3 separate regions of the Homo sapiens genome follow, and all the other regions are linked to region 2. The links are chromatin loops, found by intact Hi-C in ENCODE. Cell type or tissue: endothelial cell of umbilical vein. All regions are shown on one strand. Links, peaks and the distances in the headings refer to the core of each region. The heading gives the core; the rest is flanking DNA. Region 1 overlaps LOC124902522 (a long non-coding RNA gene). Region 2 overlaps LOC102724793 (a long non-coding RNA gene). Region 3 overlaps TEX36 (testis expressed 36).

What was found. Hi-C counts contacts between places; a loop is a spot of excess contacts. Peaks named below come from ENCODE experiments on the same cell type or tissue, not always from the same donor. Only the 100,000 strongest peaks of a DNase experiment are listed, where the experiment ranks them.
Region 1: it touches region 2 in a loop (6-fold over the local background); 1 of 110 quality-filtered maps calls a loop at or near these places.
Region 3: a loop joins it to region 2, with 2.5 times the contacts of the local background. A loop is called at or near these places in 1 of 110 quality-filtered maps.

The regions. Positions count from the first base shown.
Region 1 is chr10:125,545,229-125,555,513 of GRCh38, forward strand. LOC124902522 (a long non-coding RNA gene) reads right to left here. Exons shown (of 2, transcript XR_007062333.1): 1 at 10,220-10,285; 2 at 9,077-9,592. Among named protein-coding and RNA genes, the nearest start is that of TEX36-AS1, 24 kb to the right of the region's middle. RefSeq lists an enhancer at 1-474. In endothelial cell of umbilical vein, for the core only: no CTCF peak of the experiment used is centred there; a DNase peak (open chromatin) is centred at 5,363; H3K27ac peaks cover 1,383 bases.
Region 2 is chr10:125,601,964-125,612,248 of GRCh38, forward strand. It overlaps LOC102724793 (a long non-coding RNA gene), which reads left to right. Exons shown (of 3, transcript XR_428823.2): 3 at 857-1,289. It also overlaps a transcript of TEX36 not described here. Among named protein-coding and RNA genes, the nearest start is that of TEX36-AS1, 33 kb to the left of the region's middle. In endothelial cell of umbilical vein, for the core only: no CTCF peak of the experiment used is centred there; DNase peaks (open chromatin) are centred at 4,628 and 6,118; H3K27ac peaks cover 1,700 bases.
Region 3 is chr10:125,672,735-125,683,019 of GRCh38, forward strand. It overlaps TEX36 (testis expressed 36), which reads right to left. Exons shown (of 4, transcript NM_001128202.3): 1 at 10,205-10,285. The coding sequence starts at 10,255. Among named protein-coding and RNA genes, the nearest start is that of TEX36, 5.3 kb to the right of the region's middle. In endothelial cell of umbilical vein, for the core only: no CTCF peak of the experiment used is centred there; no DNase peak of the experiment used is centred there; H3K27ac peaks cover 1,238 bases.

The DNA.
Region 1 (10,285 bases), core at 3,473-8,472, 56 kb before region 2:
TCCTTTGTGCCAACACCTGTTGGCTGTCTCCAGTGTGCTGGGCACCGGGGATGCAAAGGCACACAAGACATGGCCCCTGCCTGCAGGGAGCACACAGTCTACTGCCCAGGAGCCAGATATGGGAGAAAACAGGACGGTCCTGCTTCCAGAGCTTTCTGTGCCTGTGCTGTCTCTCTGTGTTGTTTTTTTAGTCTCTCCCACTGTGCACTCGTGGCACCCTGGGGAGGGTCTTAGCCCTGTTTGTATCCTTACACCGAGCACCATTTCTAGTATAAATTACCCTATGCCCTCGATGAACGCACAAGGGCTGAATCAACAAATGGGCTTAACTGTGGGTTCCCTGCAGGTTAGTGCCACCATTGTCCTCTTTAAGAGGTTGCTGCTGTCCCTGTCATGCATATGTGTTGAAAGAAGAAATCCCTTATTTAGAGTTCCCTGAGCAAATGCTCTGGGGAGAAACCAAGGGGGGCTGTCTTCTGAATAGATGCCTGTTGAAATACATGCCTTCTGCTAGTGAGCACTTTTCTTGCAAACTTGAGTCTTAGGTTAGGTTCCTTCAAGACAAGAATTCCTGTGCAAGAGATTTGTGAAGGAAATGCTCCTGGGACACAGGTGGGAGTGGGGGCAGGGAAAGGGAAGAAGCCACACCAGGGTGCAATTTTAGGAAAGCTCTTGGCCTCAGCCTGCTCCTGTGGGGAGCCTGAAGCATGAGTTACACCTCAGTCTTGAGGCTAGCACTGGGTATCATTGTCCTGCACCCAGTTATTGGCTCTGAGCCCCAGGGAAACACAATCTGTCAGGCCTTTTGGGCTCCTGGACCTGTGGGCAAAGTGATTTTAGTAGCCCTTGAACGGGCCTCCAAAGGGGCCACAGGTACAGGGGTGGGCAGGAGAGACAACAGCTGGGGGCCTGAGAGGGGTACAACAGTGTCCTCTACAGCTTGTGGGGACAAGACCAAAGAGCCCTGGGGGTAAGGGAGCCCCTTTTTCTATTTTACTTCAGGGTCTGCGTTTAACTGACAATCACTCAGCAGGAGCCTGGTCTGCAGCTGTGTCCTCCTGCTTGGATGATGCAAAATAATGCCCCGGGCATGGCCTAAAACCCAAAGGTGGGGCTCTTTTGTCCAGTGCTAAGAGAGACTCGACTCTCAGCTTCAAGTTCTTTGCTGAGGTGAACATTATTTATCATGCTGTATTGGGTGGGAGCAGACAGTAACCCTGTACCTCATCTTGAAGGACAGAGAAAGATCTTTCTCAAGATCAAAGCATGTCCCTCAGATGTCTGGCAAATGAGTGGAGATTATAAATGAGAAGGTAGCCGACCAGGCACAGTGGCTCATGCCTGTAATCCTAGCACTTTGGGAGGCCGAGGCCGTTGGATCACCCAAGGTCAGGAGTTCGAGACCAGCCTGGCAAACATGGCAAAACCCCATCTCTACTAAAAATAGAAAAAATTAGCCAGGTATGGTTGCATGTGCCTGTAATCCCAGCTACTCAAGAGGCTGAGGGAGGAGAATCCCTTGAACCTAGGAGGTGGAGGTTGCAATAAGCCAAGACTGTGCCATTGCACTCCAGCCTGGGCAAAAGAACAAGACTTGTTTTTTTAAAAAAAAAAAAAAAAAGCAGGTAGCCAAGGATGCCTCAGGAGCTGAGTGCGGAGAGATCAGAACATGTGTTCCATCTTTGTCATGAGTTTATTTCTAGAAAAAGATTATTGTTTAAAACAATCATTAAAAGCTATCATAGATGCCATGGCCAAAATATTTTCGTAGGACATACTGTTACCACCTCACTGCCTACTGCCTCCAATTCTTAGGCGTAATTTTTTTTTTTTCAGAGAAATGAAAACTAATGTTAGAAAGAAGCACTTGGGGAACGATACCACTTAACTGATTTTATAATTGTTTACAGCAGACGCTGCCTTGGTGGAAAGTTTGGAGGGGAAAAGGGAGCCTCCCAAGGTCTTTATAAAAGGTAGCAGCGCCCCCTGACACAGAGCAGAAGGGGAACCACAATGAAGAGCATCAAACTCAGGAGGAAAAAAGGGTGGCTGGAGAGGGTGAGGGGAGGCAGAGAATGCATAAAAAGATATTATTCCCACTACTGCTGATTACAGAGATCAACCAAATCCTCCCACGCCGGAAAGAACAAAGTACTCATTTTTTAGCAACCCAAGAACAGAAGAAGGGGATATTGGCGGAACCTCTTCATATTAAAGACCAATTAAGTTATTAGGCAATTTCAGAGAAGTTCCAACAGAACAGAGCCTTTCTCTTACATTGCAAAATACCTCTGAGCCCTATATGAAATCACAAGATACAACACGGTTGTGTTACTCGTTACTTCTTTGGCTGTTACATTCACTTATTCCTCCAACAAATATTTATCACGTAATCTCCATGTGCAAGTCATGGGAGATTTGATGGACACAAAATCCTGCAGAAGAAAGAATCTAAGATCTGGTGTTAGAAAACCTCGATTGGAATCACCACTTTGCTGCACACGTGATTTTTAACACGCCACTTAAATGCCATTTTCTGGGCCTTAGTTTTGTCATCTGTAAAATGATGATCTGATACTGCTTCACAGAGTATGGGAAGCATCTCTGTAAGTGCTAAAGTCCTTTCAAAGGTCAGTTGCTGTTATTTTTTGAGTCTCCTAGCAGGATGGGGTGACCGCACTCCTGGTTTACCTATAACAGTCTCAGTTGCACCTGTTCTCCCAGCCCCTTTTCATTCTTAAAGGAGTCCAAGTTTGGCAAATAACTGATATGATCCCCTACTGATAGAGTCATCTGTATCGGAGAAAACCATGCAACAAGGACCAGAGTTCCAATTTTATCGTTCAGTTGCAGTGACTTTCCATACCTTACTATCTGTTCATGGAAGTTTCTCGCGGCCTAACAATACTTCGCTCTTTTTGAAGGTGCAGCCAACTCGGCTGTGAAAATTCAACGTGTGCACAGAAGTGGGTACTCTGCCGTGCATTTGCACAGAGGTTTCTCATGAAAAGAAACAATTTGTGGAACACCCGTCATGAATACAGAATTTGGGCATAAAGAAATGTTCTCCTGCATAATGGTATTCTTCAATTCACGAATGGAAATGTTATATTTCAAGGCAACAGTGTTGTGAGCCTTTACAATAAGCACAAAGCACTACCCCAGTCCGGCAATAGCTGAAAACCCGGGGGATTTTGGTGTTACCAAGTAGAACTGGGCTGCTAAATTGTGGCTGAGTGTGAGACACTGACCGTGGGTTGGATCTTGCACTTCAAGAGCCCTGTTCCCAGAGCCCTGGGCTGTGTTTCTCAATCTCACTCAGCTTGTTTCCTGACTCAGGGAGCAGGTATGATTCCTGTACCTGCCTCTTGGTACTGCTTTGAGGGTTACAAAGGCTAATGCATAGAGTATTTAACAGCACCAGAGACATGCCGATTGTCCCTAAGTTGTAGAAAGGCTTATCATTCTCCACTGTGCTGCTCCCAACAGAGCACTCTGCAATGGTTAACTTGAGGGGACCAACCCTTGCTATACCCTCTCTCCTTTGGCCTTGTTTCCAAATATTTGTAGGAGTTGTCCAGACCAAAGACTTTCACATGTGGGCAGTGAGTTGAAACCCTGTCTGTATCAGTTAGCCATTGCCACAATGATGCCGGGTAACAAACTCCCCCACAAAACTTGGTGGCTTAAAACAACAATGAAGCATTCTCAGCAATGTGTGGGGCAGCTGGCATCAACCGATCTAGGCTGAGCTATACTCCAAACTGCTCTGGTTGGGGAAACTTTGGCAGCAGCTCTACCAGTACATGGCTCTCATCCTGCTTCTGCAGCCAGGGGCCTCTCCAGGGCATGTGCTTCTGATGAAAATAGCAGGAAGCACTCGAGGGCTCATGGAAACCCTCCAGGTCGCCTAAGGTGTAGGCTCAAAACCAGTCGCTGCCACTTCTGCCCAGATATCGTTAACAAGAGCCAAGTCCAAGGTGAAAGGACAGGAGCACTCCCTTAAAAGGGTCGTGGCAAGGATGTGCTGGTAGAGAGGGGGGAAGAACTGGGGCCAGTAATTCAACCAACTGCACACTGTATCTCATCTTTTGCAGAAAAGGGATGGAACAAATTTGGAGCACCTACTTTGGGCCAGGACTCATTTAAGCTTCAAGAAACCTAGGAAGGAGGCAACTTCCCGCCATCTTATAGGTGGAGAGACTGAGGGTGAATATTGAATTGATTCACTTTTGCCACATAACAAAGCACTCCCAGAGTGTCCTAAGATCTCCATTTCTTTCACTTCCAATGCTATAGGTAAGCAGTTTGGGCTGGACGCAGATGGACGCCCTTCTGATGATCTCAGCGAGACACTACCCACTCATGGTCAGCTAGGAATCAAGTGGAGGCTGACTGGTCTCACCCACCTGTCTGGTAGTTGATGGCTACGGGCAACACGAATGGCTGAGCCATGTGCTCTCATGAACCCAGCTTCCCAGGGCAGCAAGAGAGCCAGCCCCAATGTGTGAACACTTTTTAAAGCCTTTGGTGGCTTGTTTGCTAATGTCCCAGGAGCCACGTAAGACATAAGGCCAGTGCAGAGCCAGTGTGGGAGGGGACTATCCAAGGGGCAGATAGAGGAAGTTAAACAAATTATGGCCGTTTTTGTAATCTGCAACAAGAACTCCGTTCAAGGAACACACTAAATGCATGGCAGAGCTTCCTCTTTGATCTTCTGAGCTGACAGGCATGTGGTGAGCACAGCCTCATGTGTCCCTAATGTGTTCCAGACACACTTAGCACTTCCCACACAGCCATGTAAACTGCCCGGTCCTCACCGAACTTTCTACTCCGACTGATCTTGAGAGGCACGTGTCTCAGGATTTAAATAAAAATGAACAAATAAATGTATTTATAAAGCCTTTGGAAAAACAGTGTAAATGACTTAGAAACAAAATTTATTTTCAGAGGAAGAAATCTTGTTTATGTGATTCTAGATTAATTCTCAGAAAGCATTTTTATAATGGAAGCAGGGAATTCTATAGGTCTCTGGCCTCATGTCCACAGCAGCGCATCAGTTTCTCAAGGTATTGCTGGGCTTGGTTTCCAAAGAAGTGCCAAGGAGTCACTGAGGGTGCCCAGGTCTTAGTAAGTGAGCTTTGACTCTGACTCTGTAGCTGTGTTTAAACAAATTCAGCCATTTTGTATCATATATCTGGAAAAGGGCAAAATCATTTTTCAAGTTGGAGAGGATGGAGAAGAGGGGAAATGTGTTTGGTGTTATTGCAATTAGTCACGCTTTGGAACATCCTGGGGAAAGTCGACTCTCAAGTTATTATTGACATAGTGAAGTGGAGGAGGTTAAAAAGAAGTCTGCAGGCCCCATTAATTAACCTCTCCATTATTTTTATTTCCCTGTGCATTTTTCTGATGGACAGAAGATCAAGGGGTCAAACCCTGTTAGAGCTGCAGGCATCCCGGCATTCACAAAGCCCAAGCCTCTTGCTTTCCAGAGACAAGAGGAGTTGTTGTCAGTCTTCACAATCACAGCAGGCTTTCAGGTGGGCACAGATCTTGGGCCCACAGCGTTTGTGAGGCAGGTCCCCTTCTCCACCTCATACTGTTTCTCCAAATGCTGCTCATACATTGCTAATCCTCCTCCAGGAAGCCTTCCTGGATGTATTTCTACTTCCTCTGTAACCCTCAGCCTTTCTTGGTGCCTCCTTATAGTGGATTCTGGGGCACTCTGCCCAGATCCCCTCTTTAGGACCAAAGCATACATTCCCCCAGCTGTAGCCCTCACTGGCAATTGCATTTAGCCACAGGGAATAGCCCAGCCCAAGGTCATAGCTCTTGCAGAGGCAGCCTACGGCTGGTGACTGGCTGAAGCAGGGAAACCAAGCCCAGCCTACTTCCCTCCATTTGGGGACAATGCTGAAGGGTCACCCTGGCTTCAGAGCTCCCACCGGAGCAGCTGGGCCTCTGTTGTATCTGTTGTAGATCCACTTCTCCTTCTGCCCAATCCTTACTGCCTTATGGATCCATCTCTCAAGAAACCTACATGCAGTTCTCTACCTCAGAGTCTGTTCCAGGGAACTCATCCTGGGACACTCCTTCATGGCATCCCATGTCTCATTTTATGTTTGCTAACTGGGTTCTCTGACACTGAGCTCACCCTGATATATATATTTAAAAACCAGAATGGCTAAAAAGGAGGGAAACCGCAATTGTAAAGTTGCCCACAATTTCCTCCTTCACTTTAGGTGGAGGTCAACTTTGTCTCTGGGGAAAGACTGCACGCCTGTCTATTAGAGGGTAGAAAGGACACTTCAGTGTCCTTGTGATCTTGCAGAGAAGACCCCAAGCCCACACTGGCATGGAGAGGATGAGGCCACAGTGCAATCGATCAAGCACTGTGGATTGACGCTCAAAGGCTGTCTGCACCAGGCAAGGAGGTTCCTTCTCAACCGAGATCACCATGATGCTGATGGGAAACCAGTCATGAGGGAAATGTGGGCTTCTTTCCTCCTCTGAGCTGAATCCACTGAGGGTTGGAAGAATATGATGAAAGCTGTCCCCTCGCTCCTGTGGGAACCTGGCCAGCCCTGTTGGGAGTAGTGTCTGGGCTGGACACCTAAGGAGAGCCAAAAGGGGATCCCATGAAGGCCACAACCAATGCACTCTAGATGTTTGTTCAAGAGGTGATTTAAAAATTGTCCTCAACTGCACTGTAAACCCTGATGCTACCCCCAGATCCCCATGGCCATCAGCATGGTTTGGTCTTTGCTAAACTTTGTGGAATTAAGTTTAAGTGCCCGTGTTCACACTTGGGATGTATAAGGAGAGCTCTGGCAGCCTAGATCATGACTGTGGCATGAGGGAGTGGACACACATAGCTGAAGTGCTAAGATTCAGTTCAGCTGGGCTCACCAAGCCAGTGCATTTCTTGGAGACTTTTGGAAACTCTTGGAGTGGGAGTGGGATTGAGGGTTCTGACAAAAACAGACGTCCTTAGTTGCAGGACAGCCTGGGACTTGTTGGCTGGGTACTGAAAGGAAGCTGCATCCTGGAAACCTTGGGTCTGTTGGACTCTGGTTAGTTGGGCTATTTCCTTGATTGAATGTGTAAGCGCCCTGCAAGCAGGAACCGTGCTTCATTCCTTTCTTGGGTTGTCCACAGTGCCTAGTACAGTGTTTGCACATTGTGGGGCCTGATGCAATCTTCAATTTTGGGCCCCAAACCTGTTAACAGAGAACACAATGATGCCTCAGAGAGAATGTGGCCTGGCAGGGTCCCAGAGCAAGTGAGTGGCTGGATCCCCAGCCCCCAAGGAGCATGCAGTCTCCAGCTACCTCTTACTGCTCAGGAACAATGGGTGCCCTGAGTAGAGATAGAGTCAGCTTCAACCTCCTGGGGGGAAGGATTTGGTGTGTTCCCTTCAACCAAGGATGCCCTGCTGAGCACCTAAGAGCTGGCAATTCCCAGCCCATGATCTCTGTAGTGGGCAGAGTTCTAAGATGGCCCTCAGTCTTGTGTAATTCCCTCTCATGTGTATATGATAGTACTCCTCTGATTATGCTACATGATATGGCAAAGGGATTTTGCAGCTGTGATTAAGGTTACTAATCAGTTGACCCTAAGATGGGGATATTATCTGGATGGGTCTAACACAACCAGAAAATTTTCTCTGGCTGGTGGTAGAAAGGGACATCAGCAAGAGTTAAGCAAAAAAAAAAAAAAAAAAACAGAAAACAAAACAAAACACTGTTGTTGACTTTGAAGATGCAGGGAGCCACATGTAAAAGCTGGATAGCATCCTGTAGGAGTTGAGAACAAACTTCATCCAACTGTCAGTAATGTTAGGGGGACCTCAGTCCTACAACCACAAGGAATTGAATTCTGCAACAACCTGGATAAGCTCAGAAGCTGGTTCTCCCCCCAGGGCCTCCAGCTAAGAGTCCAGCAGCTGGTACTTTGATTTCTCTTGTGATATCCTAAGCAGAGCCCAGGTGAGCCCATGATTTCTGACCTATAGAATTGTGAGATAACAAATGAGTGTTGTTTTAAACCACTGCAATTGTGAAAATTTGTTGCCTAGCAATAGAAGGCTGACATCGTCTTTGAAAGCTCTTCATAGAATGGAGCATGGACAAAGTTTGAATTCCTTTTATACTTCTCCTTAGTTGCACAACCCCTGAGTCTCAGTTTTCTCATCTACCGAGTGACAGATATAACACCCACATCTCAGAGTTGTCCCAGTGAATGCAGTCTGAGGACTTGGAGTTCAAGAACTTCCTTCCTCTCAACGTGGCTGCTCTTGGGAGAGTCATTTACCTGCTCTGCACCTTAGTTGTCTCCTCTGTGAAATGGGTCACATTAATCATTATCTTATTATTGTTCTAAAGATTGTATCAAATGAGATCATGGATGCATAAGGCATGGCACCAATGTTTGTAATTTACACCACCAGTCTGAGCACAAACCACAGACATCATACACCCAAGAACAGGCCACAAACGTCCACTTTCTGCAAACCTACCATCAAGCACCACCATTTTTGTATAGTTCAGAGCCCTCTAATTAAGAAATATATTTAATGTTTAAGGAAAACTGCCTAGATGCCATGATAACCCTTTGAATAGTGTTGTCCCTTATGCAATATTTTATTTGGTCAAAAAATAAGACATCATGGAAGATCAGAGGAGGTTCTGAGCTTTGAGCTCACTCTCAGGAGTGAGCATGACTGGCTTGGTTGTTTTGACAGGAAAGAACCTTCTCCAAACAACTCCAAGCACCAAAAAAGTTTTTGCTGTAAGAAGTTTTCAAATCATAAACTATGTTGTCATTCATCCTTTCATGCAGATCCCCTCCTGCATTGTCCCACAAGGAAAGCTCCTGATTAAGATGTAGGGGCTGTAAATCAGGAGAAGGCGCCTGCATGTTCTGCATGAGGGAGCCATATGGCTGGCTGCATCGACTGCTGGGGATGTGACCGTTGCCCATTCATTGCGCCATATCTGAGCACCAGCATCCTCTACGGTGATTCATGGGTGCCCTGATCACAGGCCCCATGTTATCTAATAGATTTCTGAAGTTTTCCACCAAGCATTTTATTTTAAATGACAGTTATTTCTATTAATGGGTGGGCCCTGTCAGTTTCCTGACCCCGGTTGGGAAGGATGTCTTTCTGTTCAAATGGCAGTCATCATTTCTGTGAAGCCATGCATGTAAAGAAGGCAGCCGGAGCAAGGCACCTCGCACAGGGCTGTCACTCAAGTTGACATCTCCATGTTGGAGCATTTTTGCAAAGTTTTCTCCATGTGACCTGCAAGTTAAAGATCAGGGGGCTCCCTTCATCCAAGCCATCCATGTGCCAATCATCCTTACCTAAAAATGAAAGTTACAAATAAGCCAGCGCTGCTATTTATACCCTCCTGCCTGGCCCATCTTCCTCCTGTCAATCTTGGTCTTTCATTATGGATACATACGCAGCACCTCTTCTCCATCAAGATCACAGATTAGCTGCTCCCGCTTCTCCACTGTTTGTTTTCCCCTTACCTTTTGTGACGTTTTATAAAATAACCATGTTCTCCTGGTCTTCAGGGTTTTTCTGTCAATAGAAGATAATTTTTTCCCTTCTCCTCTGTCCTTCCTTTCTTTCTTCCCTCCCTTCTTTCTTCCTTCGTTCCCTCTCTTTTCTTCCTCCTTTCATTATTTCCTACCTTCCATCTTCCTTTGTCCATTTTACCTCTCTTGCTCTTCCTTCCTTCCCTCCGTCCCTCCCTCCCTTCCTTCCTCCCTTCCTTCCTTCCCTCTTCTGTGTCTTCCTCATCCTCTTTCCCTTCCATTTCTTCTCGGTCCTCTTCCTTTTTCTTTGTCCCTCCTTTATTCCTCCCTTTTCCTGATATTTTCAAGCAGGAAGTTTGGAGATGGCCTGCCCTTGCCCAGCCCTTTCCTGTAGTCCTGCTTGCTGCCAGCCCCACGCAGAAGGCCCTGTCTCCCCACACATCCCCTCCCAGGCCTCTCGCCCAGCTGCCAGTCTGAACCCTGAGCCCAACTGACACCGTTCCACTCGCCGTTGACTGAGCCACCCACTTCTGAGGGATTCATTTCCCTGATAGAACTTTCTTTTCCTCTCCCCTCAGGTCGCCTTCCCCTCTCCACCTGGGGGCCTTTGCTTCAGCACCGCAGGGGATCTTTCGTAGCTCATCCAATAAAAGCCACCCTGCATAAATACCTTGTTTATTCACTCAACCAGTATTCACTGAGCACCTTCTACATGCCAGGCTCTGCAGAGGTGCTG
Region 2 (10,285 bases), core at 2,480-7,479:
AAAGATGCACATCCAAGGACCATCCCCATACCCCCAGCAGGGAGGCGAACAGATTTATAGCAAGATCCAGGGAGGTGTTGCAGGGGGAAAGGGGAGGCCAGCCTGGGCTCTGCCTCTATCTGCTGAGCAAGCCACCGCCCCTCTCTGTGCCTCAGCTTCCTTGCCTGTCAAAAAGAAGGGGCAAGAGTATCCTGGGGAGAAGGAGGGGGCTCAACTGTGACTTAGTGAGGCAGAAACGCTGCCTGGTTTATGCGGGGTATGAGGCTGGCCTAGCACCCATCTCCTGGCAGGTACATCTCAGGATACACAGGGCCTTCATTTTCACTATGAAATTTGAAGTGAATATTGTCATTCTTGTGCTTAAAGCCATAGATGGGAAAGCGCTTTTCATCTATTAAAAAAATTCTCAGCTCTCATCACATCCCTCTACCACTCTGTATTCAAACCAGGGAGGATTTCATTACTCCTCAAGCCCCACTGGGCACCTTCCGCCCCGTCTCGTGCTGTTCCCCTCTATCCTTCCTTCAGGGGTCAGGCAAGCCCCATCTGATTCCCTCCACTGGGATTCGTCTCTCCTCCTCATGCTCCCCGGCAGCTGTATTACTCTGACTTGTGCTTGATTCATTCATTCATTCATCATTCATTCATTCATTCAACAAACACACTGTGAGTGCCGGCTCTGTGTCCTAAAGACACAAATCAAAGATGGGACAGAGAAGAAATGGATGAAGTGGAGAAAGCAAAGGTGAAGGTACAGAATAAGTCTAGACACATTTCCAAACTCTCTCCATCCAGACTTTTAAAATTCTATGTGTTTATATTTCTATGCCATATAGAATTCTGTTCTCTTTTTTAGGAATTAACATTTGTATCCTTTCCATGGAATACTCGTTAAGAATACATCAAACGCATGCGGTACAAATGAATACTTCGAGGACAGCCTGATGATTACATGACACCTGGAGATTTCCATGGGGACCTGTGTGGCTTGCCGTTCCAGTTCTGTCCTCTCCGGGGCTTGGGAAGGTTCCACCCAGCTGGACCCCGCCCACGGGCCCACCTGGTGCCATGCATGGAGAGGTGAACACGGCTCCCAAGGCCAAGCATGACAGAACTGGGCAGAAAGAGACTCGGACCATTTTTCAGGAGCGATGACCATCTGCGGACAAGGCCAACCAGCCTTCCTGTCCTAAGAGTCCCATTTGTCCAATAAAACTACTTAAATAAAAGCACCACCCCTCTCCATGGCCCCCCGCCAGAAACTACAGGAAGGGATGGTTCCCTTACCAGATGGTTTCCACTTTGATTTCTCCGACTTCCAAGTACCTGTGCCTGTGCCCCCATCCCTGCACCAGAAACCTGGCGGGGGTCCAGGGGTGGGGTGGGCAGGGCAGAGGTCACAGTAAAGCCCTTGAGCTCCCCTCTGCACCTCTTAGTGGTCCCCCATCTGCTCCGCCCGTTGCCTGAGCCCATTTCCCCCACTGGTCCTTGCCCCCGCCACCCAGTGCTTCTCTTCTCTAACCCAGCCCCCAGGAGAACTTGTTGACGAACCTTATACTGCACAGTGGTCACAGATAAGGCTGTGCCATCATTCTCACCTCTAAAATGCTGGCATGCAAATGATGGCAAAATCTGGGGGCAGGCTAAGCTGTTGCTGAAGCATGGCAGCCCTGGAGGCTGGTTTCTGTGGCAGGGCATGCAGCCACCTGCACAAACCTCACGTCCACAGTGCCAGGCGTCAAAAGGACAACGTATCCACAGTTCCCTTATGCAGTCCTAATATTGAAAATCAGAGCCACAACCTCCCCTCCCCACCCAACTCCTGCAGTCTGAGATGATACACCCCCCTCCACCGGAACACAGGACCCTCTAGAGTGCAAAGTGCCCCATGTCACCAAGCAAAGAGGGAAAGGAGGCACTGGCTGGGCCCAGTGGGCAGGTTAGGCAAACTCCAAATGTCTGGCTCTTGTACTGCACTGTAAGAACTTGGGCCCTAGGGTATAAGGGGCCCATTCCGGTTCAGTCCAGCCTCCCCCGGGACCCGAGAAGCTCAGAAAGTGCTTGCTGGTGAGCAATGAGCCTAGGATGAGGGTCTGTATGTCAGAGTTGATAAGTCGGGGAGGAGTCCTCAGGAAAAGAAACATGTTTCCCATAAAATGTGACCAGAGCCAGGAGAAAGAACTCTCAATGGCAGGGTTCCCCGACCAGTACCAGTTGGTGGCCTGTTAGGAACCAGGCCACACAGCAGGAGCCCAGATGAGCAAGTGAAGCTTCATTCGTATTGACAGCCCCTCCCCATCACTTGCATTACCGCCTGAGCTCCCTGCCCCCTGTCAGATCTGGAGTGGCATTAGATTCTCATAGGGGCACAAACCCTATTGTGAACTGTGCATGCAAGGGACTAATTTGCACGCTCCTTATGAGAATCTAGCCTGGGCACGGTGGCTCATGCCTGTAATCCCAGCACTTTGGGAGGCTGAAGTGGGAGGATCACTTAAGTCTAGGAGTTCAAGACCAGCCTAGGCAACATCATGAGACCCCTGTCTCTACACATAAAGAAAAAAAGAGAGCCAAGGGCAGTGGCTCATGCCTGCAATCCCAGCACTTTGGGAGGCCGAGGCGGGCAGATCACAAGGTCAAGAGATTGAGACCATCCTGGTCAACAAGGTGAAACCCCATCTCTACTAAAAATACAAAAATTAGCCAGGTGTGGTGACATGTGCCTGTAGTCCCAGCTACTCAGGAGGCTGAGGCAGAAGAATTGCTTGAACCCAGGAGGCAGAGGTTGCAGTGAGCCAAGATTGTGCCACTGCACTCCAGCCTGGAGACAGAGCGAGACTCTCTCTCAAAAAAAGAAATAGAGAGAGAATCTAATGCCTGATGATCTGTCACTGTCTCCTATTACCCCCAGAAGGGACTATCTAGTTGCAGGAAAATAACCTCAGGGCTCCCACCGATTCTACATGATGGTGAGTTGCATAATTATTTCATTACACATTACACTGTAATCATAACAGAAATAAAGTGCACAATAAATGGAACGTGCTTGAATCATCTGGAAACAATCCCCTCCAGCCTTGGTGTGTGGGAAAATTGTCTTCCACAAAACTGGTCCCTGGTGCCCAAAAGGTTGGGGATGGCTGCTCTCTGGTACAGGGGAGAAGGATGCTAGTGGGGCCTGTCCCCAGGCACAGCACGCAGGGCAGCTGGGCCCACCTTATCCCTCTTATTCTCCTGTTATGCCTTCGACTCATTTTATTTTCCTTCCTAGACAGCCCATAAAGTCTATGAGGTCAGGACCATGTCCTGCCAGTTAATCTCCACACACAGCATAGTGCAGCAATGTGGTCAGTTATTCTCCACACGCAGCATAGTGCAGCAATGTGGTCAGTTAATCTCCATACACAGCATAGTGCAGCAATGTGGTCAGTTAATCTCCACACGCAGCGTAGTGCAGCAATGTGGTCAGTTAATCTCCATACACAGCATAGTGCAGCAATGTGGTCAGTTAATCTCCATACACAGCATAGCACAGCAATGTGGTAAGTGCTTTAGAATTCTTTTGTTAGTGAAAACAAAAAAGAGTGAAGGAATGAATGAAGAAACTTTCTGGGTCCAAGATGTTTATTTATTTATTTATTTATTTATTTATTTTTGAGATGGAGTCTCGCTCTGTCACCCAGGCTGGAGCACAGTGGTGCCATCTCCGCTCACTGCAACCTCCACCTTCTGGGTTCAAGCGATTCTCCTGCCTCAGCCTACCGAGTAGCTGGGATTACAGGTGCCCACCAACACACCTGGCTAATTTTTATATTTTTAGTAGAGACGGGGTTTCACCATGTTGGCCAGGCTGGTCTCGAACTCCTGACCTCAGGTGATCTGCCTTCCTCAGCCTCCCAAAGGGCTGGGCTTACAGGCATGAGCCACCACGCCCAGCCAGATCTATCTATTTTTAGATTCTAGTTACAGGGAATCTATTCACCTTTCATCTTATTTATTAAAACCAACTTTGTGGACTAAAATCAATGATGCATTTAAGTCATTCATCTACCGAGCTTTTATTTAGCACCTACTCTGTACTTTTTTTATGCAGGAGTTTACCAGCCCAGAGGGAACTTTGTATCTGAAGACATTCTTAGACTGTTGGGCCGTGTTCTAAAAAATCAATTCCTGGAATCCCAGCAGTCATATAAGTAGAAAAAGAGAAATTGACAGTCCTTCCAATTAAGCACCCTTGTAGGATTTATTTTTTCCCTATAGTGAAATGTATTCAAGAACGACAAGACATCAATAGATTCCTATGTTTTCAAACATCTCTCCGAAAATCCAAACCGTAGACCACATCTTCCTTTCTGTCCAAACAGGTAATTATACTTTGTGTATTAAAGCCTTATATCTTTGACCTATCCAGTGCACAAAAAACAGTTTAACCTTTAAACCAAGTCATGTACACCATTTTACTCCTAGAAAGTTGAATTTATGTTATTCCGTCAAATCAGTATCAACCTGACCTTTAAACACATCAGTGTTTCTTGGAAAAATATTATGGCTGGGATGGCTACCACGGTAAACAATATTAGCTGCTCTACCCAGTGCTGAGCCGTGCTGTGCTGTAGCTTATCAGATCAGGGGGTGGAAGTCAGCAGGGACCAGAGCTCTTCTGACAAACTCTACAGGATATGAAGAACAATGTAAATGCACCAGAGTTGGCAGATATATTTCTATATTACTGTTCCGGAGATAACAGCTAAGGTGAATCATTTCCTACCACCTACCATTCCAAATTATTTCAAATTCTGAAGGGACTCTATTTATTTCATTGGTAGCTAGCAATTTACTTAGCTGAAGATCATTATATTTATGTGTCTGTGAAATCCTCACAATAATTACACATTTGAGCCGTCTCAGATGTGCTATACGTATTCTCATTAGTCATATACTTGCAAGGATAGTATCACATTTTTCTGTAGCAACCTTGACAACGTACACATAAAGCGCCCAACTGGATGCGAACTTTGATTCTCATGGTTTTCCTAGGTATCATATTTATCAAACAGCAGGATGCCTTCATTCACATGCAAATGCTTACAGAAAGCTGGAAAATAGTCTTAATTTCTCTTTTCTCTAGATCACTTGGGTGCTGCAGTCCTGGAAGATATTGTATTGGGCAGCAGGGAGAGCAAACCTAGCTGAGATCTAAAATTACTTTAGGAGCTTACCAAAAAGTTCCATAATGGGAAATATTTATAAGACAGCACACTTCCTTCCAAAGCATAAAGTCATTGCAGGATAAGTGCAAGGCATTTGTAATTTCCAGTGCTGTCAAGCAAGTGCCCCCAGGTTGAATCCTGGACAATATTTATGAGGCTGGTTGGTTTATCCAAAAGGTCTATTTTGTCATTTTAAAGTCAGGGATTATGAAAGAGAACAGACTGCCTGGTGGTTTTGCCCATTTCTGCCCTCCCCGCATTTATTTCAGAAGCTATTGTTAGTGTAAACACGGTGATTCTCAGAACATCTCTAACCTTGACAGCAAATAAGAACAATTCTCCCTCCTGAGCAATGATCCCAAGAGAACATGGGGATTCATTCAGGTGCCAAAGAATATTGTTGAACCACTGAGCTCATGACAGAGACACATCCTCATTTGCCATAGCGTCTCAGAACACATGTGTGCTCACTGGGTTTACATGTGACTCCCCGACTAGCTGGTAGGCCCTGGGAGCATAAGACCTCTATCTGCTCATGTCCACCTTTGCATCCCTAGCATCTAGTATAGTGCCCAGCACATAGTCAGTGCTCAATAAATATTTACTGGGTAAGCAAATGACTGAGGCAATGAGCTGAACCGCCTCCATGCCGTAAGCCTTTTCATGGGGAACTATAACCCTGTCTCGAGTTTGGACTGTCTGAGGCTGAGTCACATGACTTTCCCACAGAAGATTGAAGCCAGAGTGAGAATTCGAGTCTCCAGAGCCAGCAGGTGCCATCACCTTCTTCCATGCATGAAATGATGGTTTAATGAGTACCTACTATGAACCCAAAGCTGTGCCAGTCATAGGAGCAGCTACGGTCAACGAGTCACACAGATCTGGCTCTCACAGAGCTTGGAGACTGATGAGGAAACAGGTTTAGCAACAGCTCACAGGAAAGGATATTCCAGAGCGGGGAAAACAGTCACTAAACAAGGACACTGTTCACAATAAAGAGAAAGGAGGATGTGGGTCCTGTGAGTGTTGCTGTATGTGAAACCACCCCAAAGCTTGGGTCTTAGAGGGGAGTTTGTGGGTGGTGGAAATGTCCTATAGATTGTGATGATGGTGATGATGGTTTCATGACTATACATTTGTCGGGAAAACTCATTGAACTACTGAAAAGGGATGCGTTTTACTAAATATAAATTGTAACTTAGTAAACTGACTGTTACAATTAAACAAAAAACTTTAAAGAATGAAAACAACAGTCATTGATTATGCTCACAAATACTATGGGTTGGGAATCTGACATGGAAAAACTTGTCTGTCCTCCACGAAGCCTGGGACCTCAGCTGGGAAGACCCATAAGCTGGAAATGACCAAGTGGCTGAGGGCTAGAGGGACCAGGAACTCCCTACATGTCTAGTGTCTGGGCTACGGGCTGGTGTGACTGGAAAACTAGACTGCCCCCTGGAGCACCCCTATTTCAGCCTCCCCGCTCAGCACATCTTGTTGAGGGCCTACTGTGTGCCAGCACTAGGGATGCAGAAGTTAGCGCCATAGACAAATAGCCCCTTTCCTTTTGGAGTTGACAGTCTAGAGAGGGAAGGCAGACAGGAAACAACATTATACATAAGGATATTAACGGTATGTTAGAGGTAATACATGCATGGAATAAAAATTTTAAAAAGGGAGGCCGGGCGCGGTGGCTAACACCTGTAATCCCAGCACTTTGGGAGGCCGAGGAAGGCGGATCACTTGAGGCCAGGAGTTTGAGACCAGCCTGGCCAACATGGTGAAACCCCACCTCTACTAAAAAAAAAAAAAAAAAAAGAAAGAAAAGAAAAGAAAAAAAGGAAAAAAATGAGCTGGATGTGGTGGCGTGCACCTGTAATCCCATCTACTCAGGAGGCTTGAACCTGGGAGGCGGAAGTTGCAGTGAGCCGAGATGGTGCCACTGCACTCCAGCATGGGCAACAGAGGGAGACTCCATCTCAGGAAAAAACAAAACAAAAAAAAAAAAACTTTTAAACTAAACAGGGGAAGGGGTTGGAGAGGTGGGAGAGGGAACATTCTCTGTGTGGAGTTGTGTGGTTGGTTGGTGGCCCTATGTTTTGTTTTGACAATTCAATGGTGTGAAATGGAATCACATTATGGTTTTAATTGCCTGAGTTCAGTGTCTTCAGATGTGTGGCAGACACTGCTAGCTAGTCACCCAGCACGGTTCCTCTTTTTCTTGGGCACAGTTAAACTATATTTCCCAAGCTCAACTGCATTCAGCTGTGGCCTTGAATGGTGATCTAACCAACAGAATGTGAGTAGCAACCTGCTACCATCCCCAGGTCCAGCCCAGGAAAACCTCCCATGCGGGATCCTTCTCCTTCTTTTCTTTTTCCAGCTGCTTAATTCCTACGGCAACTTTGGAACTACCATATTGAAGATGGCAGAGCCTCCAACAGCCAGGAACCCTGTGAGCTGTGAAGAGAGAACTTTGCCCCTCCCTTCACCAGCCTGGAACATTTGCCCTGTTTATATGAGCAAGAAAGAAACGTCTGTTGTGGGGACACACGTTGCAGCAGCAACCCCATCCTAACTCACACCACATGTTTATTGATCATTTGGTTTCTCCTGAGAATTACCTGCTCAGACTCTTCACCAAATTTAGTATGGGGTTATATTCTTTCATTTGTCTGTAGTGAGATATGAGTTTGGCAGGACTGGTTTCACAAGATACAGGTCACGAAGACCCTGCTGATAAAACAGGACGCAGTCAAGAGGCTGGACAAAACCTGCCAAAACCAAGATGGTGATGAAAGCAACCCCTGGTTGCCTTACTGCTCATTATGCGTTTATTATAATACATGAGCATACTAAAGGACACTCCCACCACTGCCATGACAGCTTACAAATGCCATGGCAATAGCTGGAAGTTATCCTAAATAGTCTGAAAGACTGGGGAACCCTCAGAGAATTCCCTGCCCCTTCCCGGAAAACTCATGAATAATCCACCCCTCATTTAGCATATGATCAAGAAATAACCATAAAAATAGCCAACCAGCAGCCCTCAGGGCTGCTCTGCCTATGGAGTAGCCACCCTTTCATTCCTTTACTTTCTTAATAAACTTGCTTTCACTTTACTCTGGTGGCTAACTCTTCAATTCCTTCCTGCATGAAGCCAAGAACCCAGATGGCCTCCCAGGCTGAACCCCAATTTGGGGGTTCTGTATATCCTGCCGTTTTCAAAGTGTGATCTTTGGAGCAGGGCATAAACTGCACCTGAAGTCTTGTTAGAAATGCAGACTCTCAGGCCCCACCCAAACCTGCTGAATCGGAACTTGTGTTTCAAAAGATCTCCTGGCGATGCCCATGCATATTGAAGTTGAAGAAGCTCGGTTTCAAATGTTCTGAAATAATTCTTCCTCTTTTCTATGCGTTGAATTCATTTTCTGCCAATTTGTAGCAACTTTTGCATTTTGGGGATCTATCTTTTCATGTACAGATTTTTTTTAAATTTTAACCTTGTAGTATTTGCCAATATTTTATGTTATGGTTTGTTTGCCCTCTTTGTCACTTAAATCCTTCTCTTCCTGAGATCACACAGATATGATGCTATATTTTCTTCTAAAAGTTTTTAGTTTTTCTTTTCACGATTGTTCTTTCATCTGGAATTTACATTTGTCTCTAGTGTGCTATAATGCTCTCATTTTATTTTTTCATATTGATAATCAATTATCCCAGTGTGGTTCATTGAATTATCCACCCATTGCCTCCTGACTGGTAGTGTCACTCGAGTCATAGGTGCTATCTTACGTTTCCGTGGATGTGTGGTTCTGGCCTCCCTATGAATTTTTCAGTTGTGTAACCTGCCTTTTTTTCATTTAATCGTATATTGTGAACATTTTTTGGCAACATTAGCAGTTCCTGTACAATGCAAATTTTAATGGCTGCCTAGTATTCTGCCATACTTTATTTTGTTAGACAGTTATGTTGTTTTCAGTTTTACTCTATTGTAAATAACACTGGGGTTAATATCCTTCACGCAATCTTTGTACACATGCATATTGATTTCCTTATGATAAATTCTTTGAGTGAAATTACCAAATAGGCATATTTTTAAAGTAGTTGATAGATACTGCCAAATTGCCCTCCAGAAAAATTGTACCAATTTATATTCCCACCCGTTTCCTGCCACTTTCCTCAACATTTTAATACCTCAGCATTCAAATCCCTGCCAATTTCATAACCTGAATAAATAAAAAGACATGCTATTGTTGTAATCCATGTGTCTTTGATGACAACAGAAGGCAAATATTTTTTAGATGTTTATTGGCCTTCTGTATTTACTTGTTTTAATGTGTGTGTGAGACTGTCCAGTTCTAAGCCCGTTTTTTATTTTTTCAGTAGGTGCAGGTATCTTTTTCTTATTGATGGATAAAGCTATTTATATATGAAAAATTTAACTCTTGCCTAGGCTTATTGCAAACTTTTTTTGCAATTTGCACTTTGCCTTTTACTTTTGCATATGGTGTTTTTTTTTCAATGAGCAGAAGCTTTAAATGTTGACAGGGTCAAATTTTGCAATGTTTTTCCTTAGTATTATGCTAAAAGAAAAATATAAGCCCTACCTCCAAATTATCCCTCTATGTTTTCTTTCTGTTCTTTTAGATTTTGTTTTAAATGTTTTACTGTTAAAAGGAAATTGTCCCTCAGGTCTCTGCTTGTGTTTTTTCTGATTTCCCCAGTCAGGTAAAATGCCTCCTGAATGCCAGATACCTGCTGTCATAGCACTTTGCACAATGGCAGTATTTTCTGCTTGTGTGATTCTTTGATTAATGTTTGTGGCCTACTGTAGCATGCGAGCCTCATGAAGAGGGCAGCACTGTCTCTTTTCCACTCCCTTTTCTTTTCTTTTCTTTTTCTTTTTCTTTTTCTTTTTTTTTTTTTTCAGACAGAGTCTTGCTCTGTCACCCAGGCTGGAGTGAGGTGGCAATCTTGGCTCACTGCAACCTCCACCACCTGGGTCCAAGCAATCCCACTGCCTCAGCCTCCGGAGTAGCTGGGACTACAGGTGTGCGCCACCACACCCAGCT
Region 3 (10,285 bases), core at 2,468-7,467, 71 kb after region 2:
CTCCCACTATTATTGTGGGGAGTCTAAGTCTCTTTGTAGTTCTCTAAGAACTTGTTTTATGAATCTGAGTGCTCCTATATTGGGTGCATATATATTTAGGATAGTTAGCTCTTCTTGTTGAATTGATCCCTTTACCATTATTCAATGCCCTTCTCTGTCTTTTCTGATCTTTATTGGTTTAAAGTGTGTTTTGTCCAGAAACTAGGCTCACAACCCCTGTTTTTTTCTGATTTCCATTTGTTTGGTAAATTTTCCTTCATCTCTTTATTTTGAGGCTATGTGTGTCTTTGCACGTGAGATGGGTCTCTTGAATACAGCACACCAGTGGGTCTTGACTCTTTATCCAGCTGTCCATTCTGTGTCTTTTAATTGAGGCATTTAGCCCATTTACATTTAAGGTTAATGTTATCTATGAATATGATCCTGTCATCATGATGTTAGCTGGTTATTTTTGCAGACTTGTTGATGTAGTTTCTTCATAGTGTCATTGGTCTTTGTACTTCAGTGGCTGGTAATGGTTTTTCCTTTCTATATTGAGTGCTTCCTTCAGGAGCTCTTGCAAGGTAGGCCTGGTGGTGGCAAATTCCCTCAGCATTTGCTTGTCTGAAAAGGATTTTATTTTTCCTTCACTTATGAAGCTTAGTTTAGCCAGATATGAAATTCTGAGTTGGAAATTTTTTGCTTTAAGAATGTTGAGGCTGGGCACTGGCTTATGCCTGTAATCCCAGCACTTTGGAAGGCCAAGGTGTGCTGATCACTTGAGGTCAGGAGTTCAAGACCAGCCTGGTCAACATGGTGAAACCCCGTCTCTGCTATAAATACAAAATTAGCTGGGCATCGTGTCAGGTGCCTGTAATCCCAGCTACTAAGGAGGCTGAGGCAGGAGAATCAATGGAACCCAGGAGGTGGAGGTGGCAGTGAGCCAAGATCACACTATTGCACTCCAGCCTGGGCGACGAGAGAGAGACTCTCTCTCAAAAAAAAAAAAAAAAAAAAAAAGGTTGAATATTGACCCCCAGTCTCTTCTGGCTTGTAGGGTTTCTGCTGAAAGGTCTGCCCTTAGTCTGATGGGTTTCCATTTGTAAGTGACCTGGCCTTTCTTTCTGGCTGACCTTAACATTTTTTCCTTCATTTCCACGTTGGAGAATCTGATGATTATGTGTCTTGGGGTTGATCTTCTTGTGGAATATCTTACTGGGGCTCTCTGTGTTTCCTGAATTTGAATGTTGACCTGTCTTTTTAGGTTGGGGAAGTTCTGGATGATATCCTGAAGTACGTTTTCCAACTTGGTTCTGTTCTCTCTGTCTCTTTCAGTTACCCCAATCAGTCATAGGTTTGGTCTTATTACATAATCCCATATTTCTCAGAGGTTTTGTTCATTCCTTTTCATTCATTTTTCTCTATTCTTGTCTGCCTGTCTTATTTCAGCAAGACAGTCTTCAAGCTCTGAAATTCTTTCCTCTTCTTGGTCTATTTAATTATTGATACTTGTGGTTGCATTGTGACGTTTTCATGTTGAGTTTTTCAGCTCCATCAGATCATTTATGTTCCTCTCTAAACTGGTTATTCTGATTAACAGCTCCTGTTATGTTTTATCATGGTTCTTAGCTTCTTTGCATTGAGTTAGAACATGCTCCTTTAGCTCAGTGAAGTTTGTTATTACTCACCTTCTGAAGCCTACCTCTGTGAATTCATCCATCTCAGCTTCTGCCCAGTTCTGTGCCCTTGCTGGAGAGGTGTTGCCATCATTTAGAGGATAAAAGGCACTCTGACTTTTTGAGTTTTCAGCATTTTTTCATTAATTCTTTCTCCTTTTTGTGAGTTTTTCTAGCTTCAATCTTTGAGGCTGCTGACCTTTGGATGGAATTTTTACAGGGACTTTTTTGTTGATGCTATTGTTTTTGTTGCATTCTGTTTGTCTTTCCTTTAACAGTCAGGCCCATCTTCCACAGGACTGCTGCAGTTTGCTGGAGGTCCATTCCAGACCCTATTTGCCTGGGTCCCTCTGGCACCTGGAATTACCACCAGTGGAGGCTGCAGAACAGCAAAGGTGGCAGCCTGCTCCTTCATTTGGGATCTCTGTCCCAGAGGGACACTGACCTGATACCAGCAGGAACACTCCTGTGTAACTTGACTGAGGGGTCTCACCCAGTCAGGAGGCATGGGAACCAGGGCCCTGCTTAACGAAGCACTCTGGCTGCCCCTTGGCAAAGTGGGTGCATTGAGCTGGGGGAATCTCCGCTCATCCAGATTGCCCAGGTTCCTTAGAGCCAGCAGGGGAGAAGACTAAGTCTGCTGATCCAGGGAGACCATAGCCACCCCTCCCCACAGGGGTTCAGTCCCAGGGAGACAAGAGTTCTGTCCTTAAACCCCTGGCTGGAGTTGCTGAAATTCATGCAGGGAGTCCTCATCCAGTGAAGAGGGATGGACCAGAGTCCAGCTTAAACAGGCAGTCTGGCCACGATCTGCCACAGCTGCTATGCTGTGCTGTGGGAAATTCCTCCTGGGTCCACATGGTCCAGTCTCTCCAGCACCAGCAGGGTAAAAATGGCAGACTGGAGCTACAGCAATGGTGGCCACTCCTCCCCCTGGGAGCTCAGTTGTCTTAGCAGGCAGCCACAGTGATGACAGCTGCCCCTCTCCTGGGGAGTTCAGTCGTCTTAGGCAGCAGGCACCCACGGTGATGATGGCCACCCCTCCCCCCAGGAACTCGGTAGTCTTAGGCAGTCCCCACCAAGTGGCTGCTGAGAATCTGCACAGCTCTGTGCTTGGGACCTAAGGCCCTGGTGGTGTGGGCTCATGAGGGGGATCTCCTGATCCATGGGTTGCACAGATCTATGGATAAAGCATGGTTTCCAGGGCAGGGCAAGATGATCACTCACCACCCTTCTTGGCTGGGGGTGGGAACTCAACCCCATGTGGCTCCCAGGTGGGCAGACACACCACCCTACTTTTCCTCACTCTCTGTGGGTCATGCCAACCACCTAGTCAGTCTCTGACAGAATCAGGATACCTCAGTTGCCAGTGCAGGATTCACTCACCATTTTCATTCTTCTCAGTAGGAACCTCCAACCACAGCTGTTTCTAGTTGGCCATCTTGGCCCCTCCCCACTAATTTTATCCCAATTTCTTCATTGACCCAGGGGTCATTCAGGAGCATGTTGTTTAATTCCTATGTATTTGCATAGTTTCCAAAGTTCCTCCTGGTATTGATTTCTAGTTTTATTCTACTGTGGTCTGAGAAGATATGTAATGACTTTAATTTTTTTAAACTGCTGAGACTTGTTTTGTGGCCTGACATATGGTCTATCCTGGAGAATGTTCCATAGGCTGATGAAAAGAATGTATATTCTCCAGTTGTTTGATAGAATGAACTGTAAATGTCTGTTGGGTCCATTTGGCCTAAAGTTCAGTTTAAATCCAGTGTTTCTTGGTTGAGTTACTGTCTAGATTGTCTGTCTAATGCTGGGAGTAGGGAATTGAAGACTTCCACTATTATTGCATTGCAGTCCATTTCTTTGGATCTAATAATATTTGCCTTATGAATCTGGGTGCTCCAGTGTTGGATAGCCATATATTTAGAACTGTTATATCCTCTTGCTGGATTGATCCATTTATCATTATATAATGACCTTCTTTGTATTTTTTTTACTGTTCTTGACTTACAGACTGTTTTATCTAAGTACAGCTACTGTTGTGCACTTTTGTTTTCCATTTGCATGGAATATCTTTTTATCATGACTTTATTTTCAGTCTATCTATATGTCTTTACTGGCAAAGTGAGTTTCTTGTAAGCAGCATATAGTTGGATCTTTTTTTTTTTAAATTCCATTCAGCCAGCCATTCTGTATCTTGTAAATGGATAATTTAAGGTTTCTGTTCAAAGTTATTATTGATATGTGAGGCTTTGTTCCTATCATGTTATTAAATTGTTTTCTTGTTGTTTACATCTTCTTTCTTCCTTTCTTTTTATCTTACTGCTTGTCATTGTGGTTCGGTGGATTTCTGTAGTGGTACAATTTGAATCCTTTCTCTTCCTCCTTTGTGTGATTGTTCTACGAGTGAGTTTTATACTTTTGTATGTTTTCATGATGGTAAATATTGTCCTTTCACTTCCAGGGATCCCTTGAGTATTTCTCAAAAGGTCAATCTAATGGTAAAAAAGTCCTTCCCTCAGCATTTGCTTGTCTGGGAAAGACTGTATTTCTCCTTCAGTTGTAAAGGAGAGCTTTGCTAGAAATAGCATTCTTGACTGGCAGTTTTTTCTTTCAGCATTTTGAATATATCATCCTATTGTCTTATGACCTGTAAGGTTTCTGCTGAGAAACCTATTGTTAGTCTGACGGAGTTTCCTTTATTGATGACTAATGCTTTTCCCTTGCTTTTTTAAAAAATTTGTTCTGTATCTTTGACTTTAGATAGTCTGACTATAACATTTCATGGAGAAGACCTTTTTGTATTGTATCTGCCTGGGGACTGTTGAATTTCTTGTACCAGAATGTCTAGATCTCTTTCTGGACTTGGGAAGTTTTTATCTATTATTGTGTTAAATAGGTTTTCTAATCTTTTCTTTGTCTCTTTTCTCTGGAGGATCCTGATAACTTAAATGTTTGATCACTTTATGTTATCCAAAATGTAACAAAGAGTTTGCTCATACTTTTCAATTCTTTTTTATTTATTTTTGTCTGACTGGATTATTTCAAAAGACCTGTCTTCAAGTTCTGAGATTCTTCTTCCTGATCAAGTCTATTGTTGAAATTTTCAAATGTATTTTGTATTTCCTTCCATGAGTTCTTCAATTTCAGAATTTCTATTTGGTTCTTTTCTTTTCTAAATATCTTTCTCCTTGGAAAATTTCTCATTCATATCCTGAATTATTTTTCTGATTTCTTTGTATTATTTTTCAGCCTTCTCTTGTATCTCACTGAGCTTCTTTAAAATGAATTTTTTTTTCTTTTTTCTTTTGAGACATAGTCTCACTCTATTGCCGAGGCTGAAGTGCAGTGGTGCGATCTTGGCTCACTGCAACCTCCGCCACCCAGACTCAATTGATCCTCCTGCCTCAGCCTCCTGAGTAGCTGGGATTACAGGCATGCACCATCATGCCCAGCTAATTTTTGTATTGTTAGTAGAGATGGGGTTTCACCATGTTGGCCAGGCTGGTCTTCAACTCCTGACCTCAAATAATCTGCCCACCTCGGCCTCCCAAAGTGCTGGGATTACAGGCATGAGCCACTGCACCCAGCCCCTAAAATGAATATTTTCAATTCTTTATCTGGTATTTGGGAAATTTCTTTTTGATTAAGATCTATTGCTGGTGAATTATTTTGTCTCTTGGAAGTGTATTTCCTTGCTTTTTCATGTTTATTCTGTCCTTACATTGCTATCTGCACATCTGGTGTAACAGTCTCTTCTTCCTATTTTTAAATTTACTTTTATAAGGGAGGACATTTTCCTGAAGATGTTTCCATGGTGTCAGTTGGATAGAGTACTTTGGCTTTGATTCTGCATGCATGTAGTCATGCAGGCTTTATATGATTTCTTTGTCTGTAACCACAATTAGTGGTACCTGTGATTTCCTCAGTGTGTTAGGGTGTGGTTAACAGTAGAGGCTGTGATGAAGTTGTGCTGGGGACTGAGATGCCAGGTAGGTCAGTCTTCAGGCCCCATTGGTGGCAGCAGTTGGCTGAGCATGTCTATCTTTGTGCCTCAGAGTAGTATAAGCTGGCACCTGTTTTGGCAGTTCTTGGTGGGCCAATTCTTGGGCCTCCCGGTGGCTTGCTTTGATACTAGTAGTGGCAGCAATGAACGAGGCAGGTGGGTGGGTTCTCAGGCCCCTAGGCAGCTGGTGTGGCATGGGTGATGGCAGTAGCAGTGGCAGGATAATTTTTTGGGTCCTGAGTGGTGTGCATTGATGTTGGCAGTGGTTGCGATGGGCTGGGCAGGCCAGTCTCTAGGACTGCAGGTGGTGCTTGCACATGGGGGCCAGCTGAGATGGTAGTGGCCAGGAGTTTAGGCCCAATCTGAGTTCCCTGGGAGGAGTGTACTCAAGGTGGTAGATGGGTTGGGCAAGCTCAAGGACGTGAGGCTCTGTGTTCTGTCATGGAAGAGGAGGCAAAGCCCGGCTGGGTGGGCTTGCGCTCAGGCCCCCAAAATATGACAGCAGGCACCAGCCATCGTGAGCAGGAGCAGGCCCCAGGTGGAGTGCTCAGCTGAGAGGTGGTAGCAGCTGTGCTGAGGCCCTGTCACTGGAGGGAGGGGTTGTCTTTGGTGGCCACAGTCTGGGCTGGTGCATGGGGAACACACATCCCTCTCATGCTCCAGTCCTGCCAGGGTTTGCCCTCCAACCTTGGCAGCAGTAGCCCATGTCTAGCTTGCTCCCCTTGGCTCTGGCTACAGGAGCACCCCCCCCGCCCCCGCCAAGCTGACAACTTAGTTCCAGTGTCAATTTGTGCCTCGCTCACACCCCAGTCTCCTGGCAGTGCTCACTACCCAGCACCAGCAGCTGCAGCTGCAGCCCGTGCCTCAGTTGCTTCTTAGCCTCAACTGTGGAAGTGCTCTCAGCTCACTCCTCAGTCCCAGTAGCAACAGCCCAAGTTTCCATAATGCCTCAGTCCAGATGCTTCTGGGGCCCAGGAGAGCGTGCAGTCTGTCAAAAGATAGATTTGAAAATGGCACCTTGCTATAGCAGCCTGGGTCTCAGAAAGGAACCCAGCATGACCTTCCTCCCTAGAGGAGTTCCATCCCACAGTTTCCGGGAGACTCTCTCTGTTAGTTTCAGGGAGAGAAGGGTCGAGAAGTTCTCCATGGCCAGAGTTACACATTTCTACAGTGGGCATGTGGGCTGCCGGAAGTCTCTCACTTACTCACTTACCCTTTCCCCATGTTGGGAAGTCACTCCTGGCTCCCAGCCGATCCCGGCCAGGCAGGCTGCCTTTTTCCTTTCTCTTTCCCCACGTACGGTGTTTCCTGTCACTTCTCTGTTGAATTCCAGCGTTCTCTCTTGGATAACATATTTGAAGTGTGACTGCCTGTACACTATTTTGGTTCTTCTAAGTGGGATAGGCGGGCACGCAATGCTTCTAGTCAGCCATCTTGACGCCCCTCCTCTGCCTTATTATTTTACGGTAGCTTTGGGTTGCTTTCTTCTCTGCTTCCTGTCGCACTCCCCAACCCCAGATAACAATATTAGCAACCAAGCACTCATATGATCACATACAAACACCTATGCCTGTGAGAAGACTTACACTGCTTTACAAAAATCAGATTATATCATACATACTGCTTTGCACCTTGCTTTCCTCTCTTAATATATTCTAGAAATGTGTTCAAAGTCAACCTATATCTTTCTCATTCATTCTATCTTCTATTTTTAAAATGTTTTCCAAAGAAATATTTTTAGAGGTAAATATAAATAATACAAAGGGTCTTCGGGTTCTGAACCTTTTCCTTCACCCTTCCTCCAGTCTGACTGAGTCAACACTTCCCTCTCGGAAGTTGTGGAAAATCAGGCTGGGGGTTGGGGGAGGCTGTTCTAACATCAAGAATGATGTCTCTCACCAGTTAAATGACAACTGAGTTGGGTTCATTTGTATTCAGCAGGTCTGTAGACTAAATCACTGTAAAAAATGGCTCTAGCGTTTTAATTTCGCTCTTTTAAAATATATATTTAATGGCTATAACATGATAGCTGTGAAATAAACCCTTCTGTTAGATATTGTAACCGTGAAATACAGCTTTTTAACAAGTTGGCGGTGAAATTTTTGCTTCGTTCAGTCACTCAATGACTGAAATATTAAATAGGAAGGGGCAAGTGTGTGGAAAAAGTCTTTCCTACCTGGCAATAGCTAGATTGCAACCAGCAAGGTCAACTGCAAAATGACTGTCACCTCTAATGTGGCAATTACGGTCCTCCCAAATGGGCTGCAGCTGACTCAAAGCCAATAATTTCTTTAATTTTTCCCTCCTCGTCTACAAGTTACTTTGGGAAACTTCATGATCAGCACTATTCTTTTTATGCTCTTAGGTGCTGACAGCAGAAAGGATTTTTGCCAAAGGCCCAAGCCAAGCTTTGGGGAACAGTGCCTTTCTCCCTAAAACCCAGGGACTGGGCTACGTTTCTGGGGTCTTGATAGAAGGATAAAATAAAATTTCTTCCTATGAAATGTTGATTCTCGCTTTCCCCCTTACCACAGAATTCAGGTTCTTCATTCACAGCAGCCATGTGGTTGGTTAAAAAAAACACCTCCTCAGACACCCTTTTAGCTAAATTGGCCATGTGACACAGTGAGATGGAAGCAGAGGTCTAGGGAGCAGGCTCCAGGGAAGGCAGGAAAGTATTGTTTTCCTGATAAAAAGGGGCAGACTTAGGTGACAGGCGCCTTCCATCTTTTTGTCCTTTGACCTTCCTCTTATTTCCCTGCCTGAGTTGTGGATTCACTGTTTGGAGCTGGAGTCATCCCACACTAAGGATGGCAAAACAGAATGCTGAAAAGGGAGCTGCTGATGACTCCCTTGAGCAGCTGTACTAGCCTGGGATGGCCAACTTCTAGGTTTCATTGTTACTTAAGAAATATAAATCCCTATTTGGTTAAGACACTGTAGTCACTTTAGTCAGCCTTCTATAAAATTCAGGCTAACAATTGTAACTGATACATAGGTAATAGCTAGAGGGAAAGCTACTTAATCTGAGCAACTTACATTTTTCTTTTCATGGGAACTTAGCTTTATGGAGTTGACATTATCTCTCATTTTACTTTGGCTGCCAGGGAACTCAGAGTCAAATGTGGTGCCCAAATATCTACCATATAATCCTGGAAATATACCTAATATTATGTCTATGTTATATGTGTTCTCAGACTCAGCCTCTTCTCTTTCTAAAGTATTTATAAAACTAGTTATAACTTTCTATTTGATTTATACTGTATTATTTTATTGTGTACATTTTCCATGCTTTAAATTTTTGTGGAATGAAACAAGGTATACATTTGTGTGTATACACGTATATGTACACATACATACAAAGTGTATATATGTTAAGTGGTTTCTATGTGCTCACTCATTGTACTGAGCACTTGTTAATGAGTCGTGAATCCCCCACCATGGTCTTCTACCCTTGGTACATTATGCTCCCATTTTACAGACAAAGAAACTGAGACTTAGAAAGACTAAGCTGCTTAGCCAAGGTTGTATCCAAGTGGGTAGATCAGTTTTTTAAAGCCTTCAGACCCAAATTTGCTGAAGTGTTTTCTGTTTTTCTTTGAAACAAATTAAAATTTTAACAATTTTTTACCTGTTGCTACCCTAAAAGAAGTCGACGTCAGGTTTTTCTCTGATTATGTTTCTCATTGCGAGTCTACTGCTGTGATTTCCCCTTAACATTCTTTTTGTGAATGAATTGTAGAAATCAGAAATGGGAAAGGCTTGAGGCTTGTCGGCCATGAAATATACATGTTGAAGAGCAAAGGAGAGAAGTGCTTGGCCGACAAGGCTAAGACCTCACACTTAGGAGTGACCCAAATGTTTCCTGAAGATGGTAGAAGAGTGAAAAATCCCACAGGCTCTGTAAGTGACATCAGAAGAGCAAGAGTTGGGGGAGAGCGTGAAGCTGGAAAGGGAAAGTTTTCAAGTGATGAAGATGAGTAAATGATGCATTCCTGGACTCTTCTCATTTCATAGGCCGGAGGGGCTAAAGGAATTGGATTGGGAGCCAACAAGAATTTGTTTAGAGGTTTCTAGTATAATATAATTACTTCAACACATATGTATTGAGTGCCTTCTATGCTCCAGATCCTGTTCTAGGCACTGGGGATACATCAGTGAATAAAATAGACAAAAATCCCAGCTCCATGGAGCTTATATTCTAGCAAGGGGAGAAAAATAACATAGATAAGAGAATAAGTTCTGTAGTATGTTAGAAAATAGATGTTAAGGAAGAAAGAAAAAGTAGAGCAGGAATGACTGCTTAGTGGACATTCACGAGGTTCCAGTGTGCTGAGCATTTTACATGCATTATTTCATTCAATCTTTGCAAGAGTGTTAGAGGATTCCCATGTCACAGATGAAGAAACTGAGGTTGAGTAAAGTGAAGTGATTTGTCAAAGGTCATGCTTCAGTAATAGTAGAAGCAGGATTGGAACTCCTCAGACTGTTGACCACACCCACGTGGCATGAGAAAGGCACCAGGGGCCACCATCTTCCTTACCCATCTCCCATCCTTGTCTGAAGGTGGGTTGAAGCGTCGCCCTTTGGTCATTCTCTCCAGGAAGCTGAATGTGGCTGAGAT